Linked DNA regions of Homo sapiens: region 2 is linked to region 1. A link is a loop called in an ENCODE intact Hi-C map of the cell type or tissue named here. Cell type or tissue: PC-9. All regions are shown on one strand.

Region 1 (5,000 bases):
CTTTCTGGAAGGAAGAAAGGTTAATTTTTGAACTGAAGGAGTTATTTTATTCTTTACTCCTGTGTCACAGCCCTGAGTAGACTATTATCCAATATCTGTAAATTGGTACTTTATACATTTTTTGACAGTTCTGTACTTGTTAAAGGCAGTAGGACATGGTCCAGCCTTCTTAATGCATCATACCTGAAACCTGTACTGTGTTAATTTTCTTTTTATAACCAAATCTTAAGTCAATCCTGTATTCCATCAAGATTTTACTTTCTTATATGAGAGTTTATATTGATATCTACCTAGATTGCCTGATTATCACCCTATAAACATTTTATTGAAAATTGATACAAACTTTCTCCTAAATCCTATTACCATGATAGTAAAATAATTTCAGATATTATATATTTTAACAATCTGGTTGCCTAATCTTACCCTTTGTCAAATTGCTTTCACTGTTATTATAAAACACTCCTCCATTTCTGGTAGAGATAGAAATGCCAAGAGTTATTCCTCTCCACTGTGTCCTTTAATCCTGATTAAATTATAGGTATGGTGTTATTAAACTACAGGTATGGTGATATTAAACTATAGGTATGGTGACATTAGATTAAACTATAGGTATGGTGATATTTCATAAAAATTATAAACTCTTAGGGAGTAATAAATAATCAATTTGTAACGAATATAACAGTCTTGGAATCTCCATAAGATAGAAAAGTGAAACTAGATCAGAACATTTCTCATCCCCAATATCTGAAGTACGGAGCAAACTTGGATGGAAATCAGTCAAAAATAATACTAAAATAGCAGCTATGACTAAAAAACAGAAAGCAAAATAGTGTGCAATTTTTTGATTAATTTGTATCTGAATTTCAAAATATAAAACTTAAGTAATTACTTGTAACATGGAATTTAAGATTCTGCATTGAATCTATATTTTGCCAGGACATGTCTGTGATCCTGGGTAACTTACTTAACTCCTCTGAGCCTCAAATTTTAAAGATGTAAAGTAAGGTAGAAAGATTTCTAGAGGAGTTGTGAATATCAAACAAACTAAAACATGTAAAAGAACTTAACAGATTATCTTCCACTGAGTCACGGCTTAACAGATGATGGATATTTCCTCATTCATTCATATAGATCTATCTGAGAATAGTCAACTCTCCCATCCCTCTCTATAACTGATTGGAAAATGCTGAGAGCCTAAAAAGAGAATTGAAGACAGTCTTAGAGAAGTATGAATATTAGATACACTTGACATTAAAGATAAGTCTGACTGATTTTTTATTCAATAAGAATGTGACAGCTTGTAAATATCTGATAAAGGAATTAGTCTCGTAGACTAATGTATTATAAATATATCTGTAAATTGGTACTCTATACATTTTTTGGCAGTTCTTGATAATGGTAGTGGGAAATGTAGCCTGATGTGTGTATGTGTATATATATATATATATATATATATATATAGTCTCCTCCTAGACTAACTATATATAAGTCTGGGAGATTGAATATCAGTCTAAGAGACTGATACTTGTTTCAGATACTATATATTATATAATATATAAATAGCATGGGCTTTATAGCTATCTATATTTATAGCATTCTTTGCTGATTCTGATGCCTGCCACACTCTCCCTTCCTCTCTGCTTACAGGATTCAATTCTTTCACTCCCATCTCACAATAGCTTCCTCCCTCTCCAGTGTAGAAATCCCAGCGTGCTGTCCTCATTCACTCACCAGCAACCCGCACTGCCACTCGTACAGCTGCTTCCTGTTCCCTTGTGGTTTTTGGCTGTCAGTTTTCCCCTAAGAGCACAAAGTCATCAAATAAAAGCAAAAGTTAAGTGAGAGTTCTAGGTTTTTCATAAACATCCATATCAGAGGTCTTTTTTTTTCCCTCCTGGTGAAAAATTTTGGAAATGAATGAATACTTTTGTTAAAATGATGTAACTTTCTCTAAAGAAAAAGGAAATGTCAAGATTTATTCTACTCTGGAGGCTGTTCAGTTATTTACAGAGGATGACAGCCACCTACTGGCCATGATGACAAAGACATACACCAACTCTGTGGAGAGTCAGCTTTTCTTTTCTATAAAGAATTCTGTCCCTTTGCAGAATTTTCTTCATAGGTAAAAAGGACTCTTTCTCAGAAAGAGCTGAACCTTATATTGGAAGAAGCCCATTTCCTTCATTTTTTTTATCATAGAGAAGGAAAGTACTCCCAGCTTCAAGCAGGACATGTCCTTTGGGCAGTGGACAGCTATGTAGAGAGAGAAAGGGTAAGAATGTGTCCCTTGACTTCAGCCCCCTGACTCATCCCTCCTTTATGTATTGAGCTGCACTAGGATTCAGTACAGCCTGCCAATGTGGGTGTAGAACTGTAATGGACATCCATTAAAATCTCCTGTTTGAAGGTACATTAGCTCTTTCTTAATAGTAAGTTGCTAATTTTACAAATTCATTCCTTAGATCATGTCACTTACATTCATAATAAGGAGAACATTCTCTGTTATTTTCAATAATGACTCAACTTGCATCCCTTCTATTTTCACTCAGTAGTAAGAGAGAGAACAGAGATCTGTAAAGGGATCAGAAGATACAATTCTTGCCAAATGATACCCAGTAGAAGTATCAATTTGGGTAGAATTGGGGAAACATTAAAGTGATCTGTGAAATGGTGTATTTGAAGAAGTTAACCAGGAAGCATGTGTGAATTGCTAGGTTAGTAGGAAGAGGCTTCAACTTAGGACAGATTTCTCAATTCTTTGCTCAAGTTACAGACCCAACCTTTATATGGCTCTTTTGAAATGGAAGAGGAGAGAAATTGGGAAATTCAAAGTTATATTTTACAATATATTTGTTCTTTGCCTCTCTTTCATTAGCTACTGAGTGTGGGGGGCCCAGTTTAGGATCAGAAAGAAAACATTAACACTTTTGAATATACCTGGTTCTCTCTCCTCTGTCTCTTTGATGGTTTAACACCTTTCATATATTAAAAACCCTTTTATTCCTGACTACTTTTAAGCTTCTTATTTCTTTAATGTTATTTTTGTTTTTTGTTGCTTATCATTTCAGTGGGCAAAAATTGTATGATGTGGCTGCATATTGTCACCTTATCCTGAAAAATGTCTGTAACTATATCCTGAACATATCGAGAAGTTAATTTTTTATATATTCTAAAGTATTGGAGACCCAATGAAAGGAAGTGGCAGAGCTGGCAGAGAGGAGCCCTATTATAGCCTGCCTCATACAAGTCCCTGGACAGTTCCTCTGGTGAGGAACACATGGAAGCTTAGTCCCTGCCCTGACTCCATTGGAACAGATACAAGAGATCATGATACAGTACCACCTGGAGACAACGGGGCTTTGTGAGCTCACGAGGCCAAAGAATGTAACCACCCCTAGATTTCCCTTACCTGGCAAGCTCAGCACTGCAGAGGTCAAGGATGTTTTGCTGGGAACAGAAACACAGTAAATAGAGAGAGTCCTGCCCACAACACTACACCCAATGAGCGGGTAAAGAATACAGGAGCTCATTTGTGCCTCTTTTTAGGGACTTCCAACATTCTGATTCCGCTAGGAAGAGACTCCACCAGGCTCAGGACTCTCATTTGTTGAAAAAAGCAAAGCCCACATTATGAAACATGAAGACAGAGCCAGCAGCAGCTTTAGAATTTGGAAGGAGGAGAGAAGACTGGAAGGTCCTCAGAAAATGGAGTAGCAATGGAAGCACTGAGTCAACTGTTCAGAATATTCAAATCAGAGGGAGAGAAGATTGAAGTGGATGCTGAGAGCATACAGTGCTCCCGTGGAGACATGGCCAACACTGTCCCCTGCATGGGTGACACTGATACTACAGCAGCCTGTAGAGTATTGGAAGGGACAGGGTTACTTCAGTGTCAGCTGCAAACTCCTGTTTCCTCCCTAGTACCCATCAAGTTCTCACACTACAGGCAAACTTATTTATGGGGCCAATGCAATTCAAGGCATCTCTTAAATTCTAGTCATAATGCAGCCTCCTTAAAGGCAGTAAAAAATGAAACAATGCCTGAACAGAAGGGACACAGCAGGTATTTGAGTACATTTCAATTGGGCCAGAGACTTCCCAGCAGGACAGATATCAATAATGCATGTATTGAAGAATCACAACTTCTTCTCTTTTTTTTGTATTCTTTTGTTTGTTTTTTGTTTGTTTGTTTGAGATGGAGTCTTGCTCTGTCACCAGGCTGGAGTGCAGTCGTGCGATCTCAGCTCACTGCAATCTCCTCCTCCCAGGTTCAAGCGATTCTCCTGCCTCAGCCTCCCGAGTAAGTGGGATTACAAGCATGCACCACCACACCCAGCTAATTTTTGTATTTTTAGTAGAGACAGGGTTTCACCATATTGGCCATGAAGATCTTGATCTCCTGACCTCGTGATCCACCTGCCTCGGCCTCCCAAAGTGCTGGAATTACAGGCGTGAGGCACTGCACCTGGCTGAAGAATCACAGCTTCTAAAGGCAGCAAAGATCTTTGCCGAATTGTATTTATTTAACTTCATTAATTGAAAAGAGGCATTGGTGGGTCAGTTCTCTTTCTTCTTTTTTCTTTTTTCTTTTTTCCAGTCAGTGTATTCTATACTCAATAGGCACATTCAAAGTTAGGATTTGTACACTTTCTGAGGATTCAAGTCCAAAAGACAAGCAAAGATCATCCTTTATTTCTGATAAAAAATACTAATGCTTTTATCACTTTGTCAATTACTGCTGATTTTAATGCTATATTTATTTCATTGCTAAGTTGTATTTCATGGCTTTTAATTGGATCAGGCTAGAAATTAAATAAAATCAACCATGTTGGGCAGCTGAACTAAGTTTGGAGTTACAGCCAGACTGTCTTTGGTAATCACCTCTTCAAAAGCCCTCACTTCTTCTGTATAGGAACTGCATAATATTCTTCCATCTGACAAAACGTTTTTTCAGCACTCAAAACTCAACCACTTGTTGGAAAGACAGAGGATAAGAGATT
Region 2 (5,000 bases), 150 kb before region 1:
CTTTGAAAGAGCACAACTTGTCGAAGTGTGAGCTGCTGTATTAGTCTATAAGAATCATTTCCGTGTTGTACCAGGTCTCATTCCTTACTCTTCAATCTTTTTTGCAAGTTGATTGATAAAGAGAAGGATCTCATGATTTCTGCTCTGACAACCTCCCAGGCACAAGAGCTGTATTTCTTCTCTGTCAGATATAGAGTGATTCTTTGGAAGTATTTCCTCACAGCCAGGATGGAGTCCTCGTACATCAGGGGAGACTCTATCACCCCCACTTCCTGCATCACACAGGACTCCAGGTCATTCAGCTGCTGGTCAAGTTCGATGTAGAATTCATCTAGAAGGGTCTCATCCAAAGCAGCAGATGAGTCCTTTGTGCTGAAGAGGTTGAAGGTCTGCTGGATCATCTCATGGAGGACAGAGATGGCTTGAGCCTTCTGGAACTGTTTATCATCAAACTCCTCCTGGGGGAATTCAAAGTCATGTCTGTCCTTCAGGCAGGAGAAAGGAGAGATTCTTCGCATTTGTGCCAGGAGTATCAAGGCCCTCCTGTTACCCAGGCTGTGAGTCTGAGGCAGATCACAGCCCAGAGAGCTGAATGACTTGTAGCTGAGCACCACTAGGGCCACCAGTAAATAAAAAGTCAAGGCCATTGTAGATGTTGTGGATGCTGCTGAGCTGGTTCAGATGGATGACCCTTAACCTGGGTCTCTGAAGACTTTGGTTTGTACACCGCCTTATATAGGGAACATATTTGTTTCCATTTTCTGAATGCTACTGCATTTTTTTTTTCTACTTCTGTTTTTGCTTTCCTTTATGTACTCTCTACATGGGCTTAGGAAAGTGTTTCTCAACCAGTTTTCTTTTCATTACTGCATTCCCTTTCTCAACCTCCAGAGTCCTGTTTGATAATTTTTTTCTAAGTAAACCCCTCCTGATAATTTAATAACACAGATATATTATGCACATATTTGAATGTACTACATTCCTATCCATGCTTTAGAAAACAAAGTGGACAGTTTACTTTTTTATGCAATGCAGCATTAAGAATAAGTAAAAATTTTATGTCAAAAGTTAAATTTAAAAGCTATTGGCATTTAACTTTATAAAAGTTATTTGCTGAGTGACTTCTAGTATATATACTTATATAAATATTAATGAATCAAGTGAAACATGCAAAGTTATAATATATGAAAATATATAATACCAATATAATAAAAATACTTATATAAAATATGTAATATCAAAAAAATAAAAATACTTAAAAATCTCCCAAAACTGCTAAGGGGCTATTTAAAATTAAATTATTCCTGTAACATTTAATTTATTATACTTAACTTTTAGCTTTGCTTCATATAGAAAATGATTTTTACCTTCACTAACTGCTAGATTTTCATCCAGATATAGTCAACATATTTTTCTTTTCAGCACTTCCTATAAGTAGTGATGTTTGAAAAAGTTTTATACAATTTAATCATAAAATAAAAACATTTGTATAAAAGAGTATAATACACTTGAAAGCACTGAGGATCAAACATAAGCTACATACCCAAGACAGCCAATGGCAGCCCATTCATATGCCGATGGAGACCACATCACATGGTATGACTCTGAGATTGAGCACATAGTGGAAAGTCCACCAGTGACAACCATCTATTTCACATTGGTTTGCAACACTAATCTCACATACATTTTGTGTATCTTCCATGAACTCAATATCAGTCTTTTCATGTAATACATAAGAAAACCAAGTGAAAGAAAATAAACACTACAGGATAGGGTTGTCTTAGAGTTCTGCATTGAGGGGCCATAAACGAATATAATATCTACAATTTGTTCACACCACAAGAACTAAGGTTTGTGCCCTTAGGAGCAATATCATCCCCAATGAGAATACACAATTGAGAAAACATCAATTATATTTTTCAAAACAATTTTTGCATTAATGTTTAGATTTCCCAAAGAACCTGGGGACATCCCAATTCTAGTTCATTCTTATAAAATAAAAAAAGCCATCTGTTTCCTAAGGTAAATAATAATATCTAAGTATGATAAAGTAAATGAGGTGTGCAATTGTTGTACATAGCATGCAGGATACCAGATATCTTTCTCATTTCCTTTTTCACAGAAAGCAAAAGTTGTTGCTTTTTGTATCCCAATAAATGAGAGCAAAAAGAAAACAAATGTATAACTAAATGTGATAAAAACATAAGAATGGAAGTAACATCCCAAAGGAGAAAAACAACTAACAAAATATAACTTGGATATTCAGCCCAGATTAGATGGACATTAAGGGGTGAGGAAGAGCAGAAGCAAAATGGTGCAAGAGATGTAGAACAAAGGTAGCAAATGGGCAGGAGCTCAAAGAAAAGTAATCATTACTGGTCCAAGGGGATGTTTTCAGCTTTAGTGAATTCAGCCTTACTAGACAGTTGAGGGTGATGAACCAAACATAAGACACTGTGCACCAGAAAGGCAAATTTGTAAGAGCACAATATTCTGTCTGTAGAATGGACAAGTATAATTATCTCAAGTTCTCCACTAGTAGACAGATAAACTCAGAAGATCAGTATATTGCATGTTATCTGTTGTGATGGTTAACATTGAGTGTTATCCTGATTGAATTGAAGGATGCAAAGTGTTGTTCCTAGGTGTGTCTGTGAGGGTATTGCCAAAGGAGATTAAAATTTGAGTCAGTGAACTGCGAGAGGCAGACCCACACTCAGTCACTGTGGGCACCATCTAATCAGCTGCCAGCATGGCTAGAATTAAGTAGGGAGGAGAAGATGGAAGAGGAGACTTGCTGAGTATTCTGGCCTTCATCTTTCTGATGGATGCTTCCTGCCTTTGAAATCAGACTCCAAGTTCTTCAGCTTTTGAACTCTTGGACTTACACCAGTGATTTGGAAGGGGGTCTCAGGCCTTTGGCCACAGACTAAAGGCTGCACTGTTGACTTCTCTACTTGGGAGGTTTTGGGACACGGACTGATCCACCACTGGCTTCCTTGCTCCTCAACCTGCAGACAGCCTATGGTGGGACTTTACCTTGTGACCGTGTGAGTCAATTCTCCTTAATAAACTCCCTCTTATATATAAACATATCTTCTTAGTTCTGTCCCTCTGGAGAACTCTGACTAATATATCTATCTAACAAGAAGCCAGGGAATAGATGATCTCAAAGGAAACTTATCTTGACTTAAAAGGACAATAATGATAACACTAATAAGAAGAATAAAAAGTTGCTAAATTTTATCATGTTTGCTATCAATCAGATATTGTTCTTAGCACTTACAAAAACTATTTTCACTTCATTCAATGAGAAATACCCTCATTTTCATTTTTATTGAACATCTACTATATGCCCATCCCTACTTAGTTGCTAGAGATATCAGTGACCAAAGCAGACACTGACAGGTTGTACTGTTGTCCTTTTTTACAAAAGGAAAACCCAGAAGCACAGGGAGCTATTGAGTTGTGGAGCTACAGTTGGAACCCAAAACATCTGACTCTAAATCCTCATTTCTTACATGTTCCCTGGGAATTATTTCTGGCCATAAGACCCAGAGCTGGTTTCTAGACCCCGGTCAATGTTTTCTTAGTACAGTTCTACATAAAGAAGGTCACGGCCTTTCTTTTCAGCTCCTTCACCCTCTCCCTCACTGAAAAGCCCTATTTGTTTATGCCTGATATGTTACATTATAATAAAGATGGGCCCCAATTTATTTACATGTTATATACTAGTTTTGTTTTTTTGAGAATGTATATTCATAAACTTGAATGTAGTTGCAAAACTCTTTGTTCACCCTAGTAATATATCCATAAACAACTCCGTAAAAACCTGCATATTTCTATCCTTTTATTCAAATATCCGTAAGGCCTTAGATTTCTATCTTAGCCCAAGTTTAAGACTAAGCAATGACAAGCTAGAGACATGAGCTAAATCAGAACTAAACCAATGAACTAAGGCTCAGAGCTCAGGGAGACCACATCTAGAAGGGCTCACTAAAAGGATTAAAAGTGGGAATGGAAGGTCTTCTGGAGAAATGAGGAGAGTCCAGTGTATTATAGGAGGAGGACTGTGATACCAAAGTCTCTGAGTCACCTGACTTGCCAGCTGGTTGATGCCTTTTATGTTGCAGGCCAGCAGAGTTTGCTGCTGAGTTAATTTTACCACTTGTTTTGAGAAACCGGGCAAACATGATGGGCAATATATGGAGAGAACTAAAGAAATGGGGTTGGAAAAAAATAACGTGTTTGCATAGGTGGAAAGATACTTGCTAAAAACAGGCCTAGAATTGGAGCAAACTATGCCTTTACTCCTTCCGTTTGGCCTTCCATTTTTTTAAGTGTGTCTTAAATAATGTGATAATTATGTCGCCTTATCCAGTGATTTTTTAAGATTCTCCTTGTACAAAAAATAGATGAATGACCATTTGCTTCTTGTTATCTCCATCCATTTTCCATGTGATAGTGAGGTCCATTTCTGTTTGATTTCCAAAATTTGGCATGTAATATTCAAAGTGCTACTTCAGGTGAAAAAACCGTGATTTTGGATTTTGAGTCCTTGGTCAGATGTTTTTGCCTGGTAGTGTTCTTATTCTCCCTTAGGCATGGTTATAATTTTCTCTTTTTTTGCTGTCTGAGATGTTGCCTTTAGTGATCTGACCTATTTTCTCTTTAGAATATTTTATCAGGACTCCATAAGATACTTATGGGCAGACACGTCATCTTATCTAGTCTTTTTCCCTGGCATCTTGGCCCAGTCCCTATCATTTCAGGAGCTCAGCCAATATTCATGAAAAAGAGTAATCACTATAAAACCAGTGGAAAGAATATTACCAATACATATTAGATACATAATTTGAAAGGAAAATACATCAAAAGATAATTTGTAAATTCTTCAAGGTTCTTCATTGGAAGTTATCATTGAAAATTATGTGGAATATTCAAAGAAAGAACAGCCACTTGCTTGTAGAATCATTTTCAAGTTTGTATTTTTAATAATT

What was found. Peaks named below come from ENCODE experiments on the same cell type or tissue, not always from the same donor. Only the 100,000 strongest peaks of a DNase experiment are listed, where the experiment ranks them.
Region 2: it touches region 1 in a loop (4-fold over the local background); 14 of 110 quality-filtered maps call a loop at or near these places.

What each region holds. Positions count from the first base shown.
Region 1 is chr9:21,250,209-21,255,208 of GRCh38, reverse strand. No RefSeq gene overlaps it. Among named protein-coding and RNA genes, the nearest start is that of IFNA14, 13 kb to the right of the region's middle. In PC-9, a CTCF peak has its summit at 2,031 (motif pointing left); no DNase peak of the experiment used is centred here.
Region 2 is chr9:21,404,824-21,409,823 of GRCh38, reverse strand. IFNA8 (interferon alpha 8) reads right to left here and starts at 707. Exons shown (of 1, transcript NM_002170.4): 1 at 1-707. The coding sequence starts at 647. The coding sequence ends at 78. In PC-9, no CTCF peak of the experiment used is centred here; no DNase peak of the experiment used is centred here.